2 separate regions of the Homo sapiens genome follow, and region 2 is linked to region 1. The links are chromatin contacts, found by Hi-C or POLR2A ChIA-PET in ENCODE. All regions are on one chromosome and are shown on one strand. Each heading gives the region's core, a stretch centred on a gene start or an enhancer-like site at or near the end of the contact. The rest is flanking DNA. Distances are from core to core; before and after follow the strand shown.

What was found. A loop is a pair of places that touch in the nucleus more often than their neighbours do. ChIA-PET counts read pairs that join two places held with the same protein, here RNA polymerase II (POLR2A). Pooled maps may share reads with other maps.
Region 2: a map of CD4-positive, alpha-beta memory T cell shows a loop between it and region 1 (2.9-fold over the local background). The contact joins the promoter of ZNF831 here to the enhancer-like site in region 1. A Hi-C loop is called at or near these places in 10 of 168 maps with a recorded cell type or tissue (A673, CD4-positive, alpha-beta memory T cell, CD8-positive, alpha-beta T cell and 5 more), 3 of 37 single-sample maps with no recorded cell type and 17 of 50 pooled maps. POLR2A ChIA-PET finds 5 or more read pairs at or near these places in 14 of 52 experiments (CD4-positive, alpha-beta T cell, CD4-positive, alpha-beta memory T cell, CD8-positive, alpha-beta T cell and 9 more).

What each region holds. Positions count from the first base shown.
Region 1 is chr20:59,082,324-59,086,422 of GRCh38, forward strand. No RefSeq gene overlaps it. Among named protein-coding and RNA genes, the nearest start is that of SLMO2-ATP5E, 42 kb to the left of the region's middle. Within about 2 kb of position 2,313, at least 3 of the 41 ENCODE cell types and tissues checked have a DNase peak (open chromatin) inside an H3K27ac peak, as active enhancers do.
Region 2 is chr20:59,161,880-59,165,978 of GRCh38, forward strand. It overlaps ZNF831 (zinc finger protein 831), which reads left to right and starts at 1,942. Exons shown (of 6, transcript NM_178457.3): 1 at 1,942-2,328.

The DNA.
Region 1 (4,099 bases), core at 1,063-3,562:
CTCATAACATGCCTCCATAGAATCCAGTAATAACATGGATAGCTTTTCCATGAGCTCATCTGTATGATCAGGCAAATGGTGTCCTGTGAAACCCAATCACGCAGTGGAAAGCAGGATATACCATGCTGAGCAAACAAGTCAGGCACCCTCAAGTGGCTCCACTGTGCTATTCAAAGACTTCAGCCTCTTAGTTGAGATAATATTGAGGTAATTACAGTAACATAATTAAGTTATGTGACTTTGGAATGCACTAAAAAGAAATATACTTAAAAGAAATAGCATGTCAAGAAAATAAGCCAACCTACTGCATTTAAATAATCCTTTAACAAAATGTAATTTGCTTAAAATCCTTAATAAGAGCTCATTCTTTTATTCATAAAGTATATCAAAATGTGATCAATTTTCCTATAATGAAATAAAATCTGATATTTGTTTACTATTTTTTACTACTATTTCAAGTTGCTGTTAAAAGAAAGCTACCCAAATGAAAATATCTGTATTTTCATCCTTTAAGAAAACTTGGTAAAAACGAAAAATTTCAAAACAGGGAATCATGTGACTATGAATTGCATGACATTAAAAAAAATGGAATTATTCTATGAAAGAATGAGCTTTCACTGCATTTCAAAAAATTTCAGTTTTCCTGCTTCTATAGTTACTTTAATTCTTTCAGGTTCTCTCTGTAAACACAATTGCTTGTCTAGATGTTACTAATTGTTATCATGAAGGTTCCCTTCTGATCTCACCTAATTTTCTTTCCTATTAGCAGAGGCTGATATTCATTCATCCAAAAAGTATTTGAGGAGTGTCTACCACATTCCAGACCACATGCTCAGAGCCTGGTGGACTGAGCATCACTGGCCCTACCCTCAGGCCATAAATGGGCTGTCCAGTGCCGAGAATAGCAGTGCCTCACAGGCATTTGGTACATATGCATTGAATATTGGCCTTAGGAGGAGGGATCAGGGTGAACCTGTGTGTACACATTACAGCCTCTCCCAGGGTTGTGGGTTGTCCATGTGAACTTGGGCATTATTACATCATGGCAGGTGGATAAGGGCTAACATCCATTGAGCATCCACTGAATTCTGGGCAGAACGCTGAACGCTTTACTTGCACTAGGTGATTCACATCCCATTGATCTAGGGACTACCATCACCACACTCTACAGATGTGAAAACTGAGGCCCAAGGCAGTTAAATATATTACTTGCCTGGGGTCACACGTAGTGAAATCTGGCGATTGCATCTTCCTGCCAAGGGCATGGAGAAAGAGGAAAGTGATAAAGACCAGAGGTGTGTTCTTGGGAATGCCCTCCAACTAGGGGAAGAGGGGACAGGACAGCAGAGCGGCAGGAGAAAGGGCATGGAGGGACTTCCTAAATTCCTATATGTTCAATGAATTACGAGGATGCTTCAAGAAAAGCTGGCTCACAGGAAGTTTGGGCTGGACGGGAAGGAGGGCCCAGAAGCACTTGGTATCTAGGAACTGGGGGCCTTCCAAGGAGTACCTTCAGCTACATGGGTAGGATATGGCTGAGTTCCTGGGCCTAAGAAGGCGGCTGAGCTATGGAGGCAAGGTGTTTTTCCCAAAAGGCTTGGAGTGGCGGGCGTGAATCCGCTTAGAGGGATGTCTTGAGTCGGGAGAGAATCCAGGCAAGAATTGCTTCAGGCCAGGATGAGTTAGCAGAGAGGCTGAAGACATTTGAGAGCTGAAGGCTGGAGAAAGCTCCGAGAGGAGCTGAGAGACAGGGCACAGTGACCCCCAGCTCAGCAGAGGGCAGGGGAAGGAGACTTTTGGCTCCAATGGGGAACTGAAGAAGACATCTGAGTAAAATATTAGGCAGTGTGATCTGGCGTGAGGCGGGAGATGAGGTGGGCAGGCAAGACTCAGCATGGCTGAATGGGCAGCTTGATGGCCCAGGCACATGCTGGCTCCTTTGTCATTCCAGAGGGTGACTTTCTGTTCCAGGCTAGTGATGCCATTTTTTCCCCATTCACGGTAGTTTCATAAAGTTCTCTTTTAAAATAAACCTATTTAGATAAAATAAATAAATCCATTAAGGGAAGAGGAAAGCAAATAATGGTACAGATGGTGCAGGGATGTGGCAAAAATTGTGAAGGGGTGTGGGTGAGTGAAGATTGGACAACATTGCATACAGGAGCACATTTCCTAGTTAAAAATCATTTAAAATTTAATTAAAAAAAATTTACAGTTAATTGCTTCACCTGCAATGCTGGAAACTGTCTAGGTGGGACCGAATCTGAGCCAAAACCAACACCCGCCCAGGGAGAAGAGGGTTGAGTCCTTGGCAGGGGTTCCCGGCTGTTCTTGGCAGAGAATGTGGCCTGGAGAAGCTGTCCAGCTGGCTCGAACATGTGGATTTGCAGCTGTACACTCAAACCGGGTTCCATACTATTTTTTTTTAATGAACTAGTTACCCTTGTTTCAGTGCCCCATTAAAATGTTTTTGGGCTGGGTATGGTGGCTCATGCTTTTAATCCCAGCATTTGGGAAGGGTGAGACAGGAGAATCGCTTGAGCCCAGGAGGTCGAGGCTGCAGTGACCCTTGGTCACATTGCTGCACTCCAGCCTGGGCAACAGAGTGAGACCCTGTCTCAAAAAAACAACAAAAAAAATGAGGTTTATGAAATGCTTTTCATTATGAGGATTAGAAATACTTGGATTTTCTCTGTAATGAGAATTATGAAACCAGTTGGGCCACTCAGCCTCTCTAGCCTGGGCAACAGAGTGAGACCCTGTCTCAAAAAAATATATTTTTTTGCCTCACGCCTGTAATCCCAGCACTTTGGGAGGCCAAGGTGGGTGGATCATGAGGTCAAGAGATCAAGACCATCCTGGTCAATATGGTGAAACCCCGTCTCTACTAAAAATACAAAAATTAGCTGGGTATGGTGCCACGTGCCTGTAGTCCCAAGCTACTCAGGAGGCTGAGGCAGGAGAATCATTTGAACCCAGGAGGTGGAGGTTGCAGTGAGCCGAGATCGTGCTATTGCGATCCAGCCTGGTGACAGAGTGAGACTCTGTCTCAAAAAAAGAAAAAAAAAATTTAATGCTCCTGTTCAGGCAATATTTTGTTTTGTCTTACTCTATAACTTCAAGGCATTTCAAAAGAAAATTAAAAATCTTTGCTCTAATGGGCTAAGAAGCAAAGGAAATGGACTGATAGGGTTTGATCTGACGGTGTCCTCTATGGCCAACATCATTGCGTCTCTGCTGAGAACCCATAGCCTTTTTTGATTCTGGGCACTGAGACATAAACAAGACCTAAAGACAAATGCCAGCTTCTTATTAGATTTTAACCTTTCTTTCAGATTTTCTTTGGAATACTGAATGGACTAATCAATTTTCCTATTTTCATTCTAGAAACTCAAATAGTACTTGCCAGGTAGAGATGAAAAGACAGTAGGTTCCAGAACCCTTTCTTTCTTCTAGGACATACACGGGGCACACAAGCAGTTTTATAAGTTACAAACATATGCAGAGAATAAAATTTTAACATAAAAGAAAAGTGTGAAATGCCTCATAACATTAACTTTTATTCATGTATGGAGAAAAATCACTATTTCCCCCTATTTGCTTCATTTAAAAATTTCCTCCAGTGAAATACAATTAGTTGCTGAAAAAAGGTAACCCTAGGAACAAAATGCTGTGCACCTGTGTCTTCTAGACTTTCAGTGGTGTTGCTGTGCCACCCTCAGCTGTCAGGTCAAAGATTAGTTAGGATGAAACTTTTCTGGGGCAGAATGAATGCATAATTGCATTTAAAAATGAATCTGCTTGATACTCAAGATTACTTGCCTGCTCCATCCGTGAGATTCATAAAGAAATTAGGTCACTCAGTAGGACATAAGTTCAAAATTAAGACATTCCAATTTATCATGAGGACAAAGTACAGTTTCAAACAAAATCTTCTACATAAAGAAAGATTCAGCTAAATATCCATTAACCTAAAAATTAACAAAGGAAAACTTTGAAGACACAAATCGTGATTTTAGGGGGTCTTATTTTCTAGACAAGTTTTGAAAACATCAAAACATGGTTATGTAAACTGCTTTCAAAGATAAGACCCTTGATT
Region 2 (4,099 bases), core at 692-3,191, 79 kb after region 1:
CAATGTGTGAGTGTTCCCTTTTTTTTCTGCAACCTCACCAACATCTGTTATTTTTTGACTTTTTAGTCATAGCCATTCTGACTGCTGTGAGATGGTATCTCATTGTGGTTTTGATTTGCATTTCTCTGATAATCAGAGATGATGAGCATTTTTAAAATATGCTTGTTGGCTGCTTGCATGTCTTCTTTTGAGAAGTGTCTCTTCATGACCTTTGCTCACTTTTTAATGGTTTTGTTGTTGTTTGTTTAAGTTCCTTATAGATTCTGAATATTAGACCTCTGTTGGCTGCATAGTTTGCAAATCGTTTCTCCCATTCCATAGGTTGTCTGTTTACATTGTTGATTATTTCTTTTGCTACATAGAAACACTTTGGTTTAATTAGGTACCAGTTGTCAATATTTATTTTTGTTGCATTTGCTTTTGAGGACTTAGTCTTAAATTCTTTGTCTAGGCTGACATTCAGAAGAGTATTTCCTTGGTTTTCTTGTAGGATTTTTATAGTTTGAAGTCTTACATTTAAGTATTTAATTCATTTTGGGTTAATTTTTGTATATATTGAGAGGTAAGAGTCCAGTTTCATTCTGGAATTAGAGTGGCACTAATCACTCTATTCAACATTCTTCTGCATATGGTTAGCTAGTTTCCCCAGCACCATTTATTGAATAGGGGGTCCTTTCTTTCACTGTTTATTTTTGTTGACTTTGTTGAAAATCAGTTGGTTTTAGGTGTGCAGCTTTATTTCTGGGTTCTCTATTCTGTTCCATTGGTCTGTGTGTCTATTTTTATACCAATACCATGCTGTGTTGGTTATTGTGGCCTTGTAGTATAGTTTGAAGTCAGATAATGTGATGCCTCTGGCTTTGTTATTTTTGCTTAGGATTGCTTTGGCTATTCGGGCTCCTTTTTGGTTCCATATGAATTCTGGAATAGTTTTTTTCTAATTCTGTGAAAAATGACATTGGTAATTTGATAGGAATAGTGTTGAATTGCTTTGAGCAGTATGGACATTTTAATGATATTGAGTCTTATAATCCATGAGCATGGAGTGTTTTATCATTTGTTTGTTTTCTTTCAGTAGTATTTTGTAGTTCTCCTTGTAGAGATCTTTCACCTCCTTGGTTAGATGTATTCCTAGGTGTGTGTGTGTGTGTGTGTGTGTGTGTGTGTGTGTGTTGCTATTGTAAATGGGATTGTGTTCTTGATTTGGCTCTCGGCTTGAACATTACTGGTGTATAGAAATGCTACTGATTTTTGTACATTGATTTTTGTATCCTTAAACTACTGAAGTCATTCATTGGGTCTAGGAGTCTTTTGGTGGCAACTTTAGGGTTTTCTAGATATAGAATCATATCATCAGTGAAGAGAGATAACTTGACTTCCTCTTTTCCTATTTGGATGCCTTTTATTTCTTTCTCTTGCCTGATTGCTCTGGCTAGGATTTTCAGTACTATGTTGAATAGAGTGATCAGTGCCATATCTTAAAAATAAAACCTAATTCAAACAAATCCATGTTGAACAAAATATCACCATTTTACATAAAGACAGCATCGCAGAAATCTTTCACTGGGACCTCCCACCATAGTCAATTGCAGTGGAAATGCTCATTCTGGGCCCTCAGGAACCTCTGGGGTTACATGTGGAGGTTCTGCAAACACTTGTTCCATCCACATCTCCAGGAAAACGACCACCTAGGCTCTAATTCTTAAACTTGCCTGCACAGAACAACCTCATCTCTAATGCAATGTTTTTTTGCACACCTACATTTCTGGGCAGCAAGCTCTTTATAGGTTGTTAGGTCAATAGTAACAATTACTAAAGAGCTGAGCGGTGGCTCTTTTTTTTTTTTTTTCGTGTCTGCTTCTATCTCTTCCTGTTTTCTAAGGGTTGCTACCGTGACGTTAGGTAATGTATAGGAAATAATTTACTTCCTATTTCTGGGCCATACCAAGTTTTATCTCTGCTTGAGTCTCTTCCAGGTTGCTTGAAATGGTGCTTTTCTCAGTTAAACGTGGACTTGACATAAAGGCCAAGCCACAGGAGGCTGCCCTCTTTTATTTTATTTTATTTTCTAAGGCTCAGGGAGCATCTCTCCGTTCTCTGAGATGCTGCCTGCAGAGTAGGAACTGGGAGAGAACACTAAAATGCCCTCTCAGCAAAGAGTAGCGAGCTCCCTACAGAGAGTGAGAGCACGGGCTCTTGAGCTCATCTCTTCTCTGTGGGGCCAGCCCAGTGGTCCTTTCTGGACCTGTGGGTGTCTTCTCTGGGCAACCAGATCATTGTGTTTGAATCAGAGCATCATTGGCTGAAAACACTCCACTGTTTATAAAGGTATGTAACATGCTCCATGACATAAGCATATATAAAATGTCAGTTAAAAAAAAACTCTTTTACTCTATGTTCTTAATGATATATTTATCTTCAAGCACGCAGTTAAAGGGAAAATGCTACGTAAAACTGTGTGTGACCCAGTTCAAGTAATTCTCTCATGTGCTTAATACTGCTGTTGCTTTTGTCAAAATATTTACTACAATTCAAAATGGCTGTCAGAAACCAGGTCCACAATCCATGTTCTACTAAACAGAAAAACATTTATAAGAAAATTTATTGCTTTATAAACTGTTTTTTTTCCCAGTGATGAACCTAATTAAACTGAAAGTGTGAATTGGTTAGAACATATTAGCCCAAGTATGTGTGGTATATATATACACATATATATGTATGTTTTATTAGGCCAAGTTTTTTATTTGTATATAATATAATTGAAATATCAAGGTATTTGATAGAGCTACTATTTATAGCAATTCTACTGATCAGCCACCCAAGGGTAGCATTTTTCAATGAGATTTACAAGGGCCAATAGTCCATGTATTTATACACATATCTGACTTCCCAGTATCCAAAATAGCAAAGAGCTGGAGGCTATCTCAGATCAGCCATGGAAGCCATGCTCTGAGAGGTAACGTGTTTCTCCTTTCCCGTAGCAAATCTTTCTGTAAGAATGAAACCAGAGATGTTATCTACCAAAATGCAACGAGGGACAGGATGCAACTTAGAAAAATGGTAACATTAGCTGACTGGGAAAAACAGAATCAACGTCAGGGCCAGTTTAAAATAATATGCCTTTTAACCACCCTCGCTTTATTGCCCCAGCTAAGAGCAAGTATTTAGGACCATAGGCTAATATTAATCAGAGAGAACACTTAGGTTCTGTGGCAATGTTGGGGTCTGTGAGATTTGCTTCCTTAGCTGTGCTTCCGCTGGGAAGCTGGGGAGGGTTGGTCCTGAAGGAGGAGTGCCATGTGAGCAGGGTTACCCAAAAGCACCTGCCTAGGGGAAATGGGCTCACTATCAGGCGCCGTGGAGTTACCAGCTAGAGAGACTTTTCTCCTGGTAGAGACCATGAACATCATGTAAGCAGAGAACCAAGACTGTAAAAGGGAGGTAGGGTAGGCTGTTTGGTTAGGGGAGTGGGGCAGGAACAGACACAGGGAGAGTCTACCACGTCTGGACAAATCACATCTATGGTTTTATCCAATCCTTTGAACAAATGAACATGAGCCCCACTTTTCAGATAAGGAAAACACAGCATGGAGAGTTTAAGTGACTTATTCCAGGTTACAGGGTTTATAGGTAGCAGAGCAAAGGTTCAAAGACAGGTCTTATCTCCAGGGTCTGGGAACTTTACCCACCATGCTGCCTGTCTGGGTGTGGCATGGCAGGGAAGGCTGAGTTATGCTGGAAGGTCACACTCAGGGATTTCTGCAGAGTGACTTTGGGGCATAGGTAGGAAGCTTGTTCTCAGTACTGGCTTGTTACCAAGTGAGAGATCTTTGTATGTTTTCATTGCTTTCCTTGTAGTTCCTTTTTTTTTCTTCTTTTTTTCTTTTTTGGAGCTGTAATCTCGCTCTGTCACCCAGGTTGGAGTGCAGTGGCATGATCAGCTCACTACAACCTCTACCTTCTGGGTTAAAGCGATTCTTCTGCCTCAGCCTCCTGAGTAGCTGGGATTATAGGTGCTCACCACCACAACTGGCTAATTTTTTTGTATTTTTAGTAGAGAAGGGGTTTCGCCATTTTGGCTAGGCTGGTCTCTAACGCT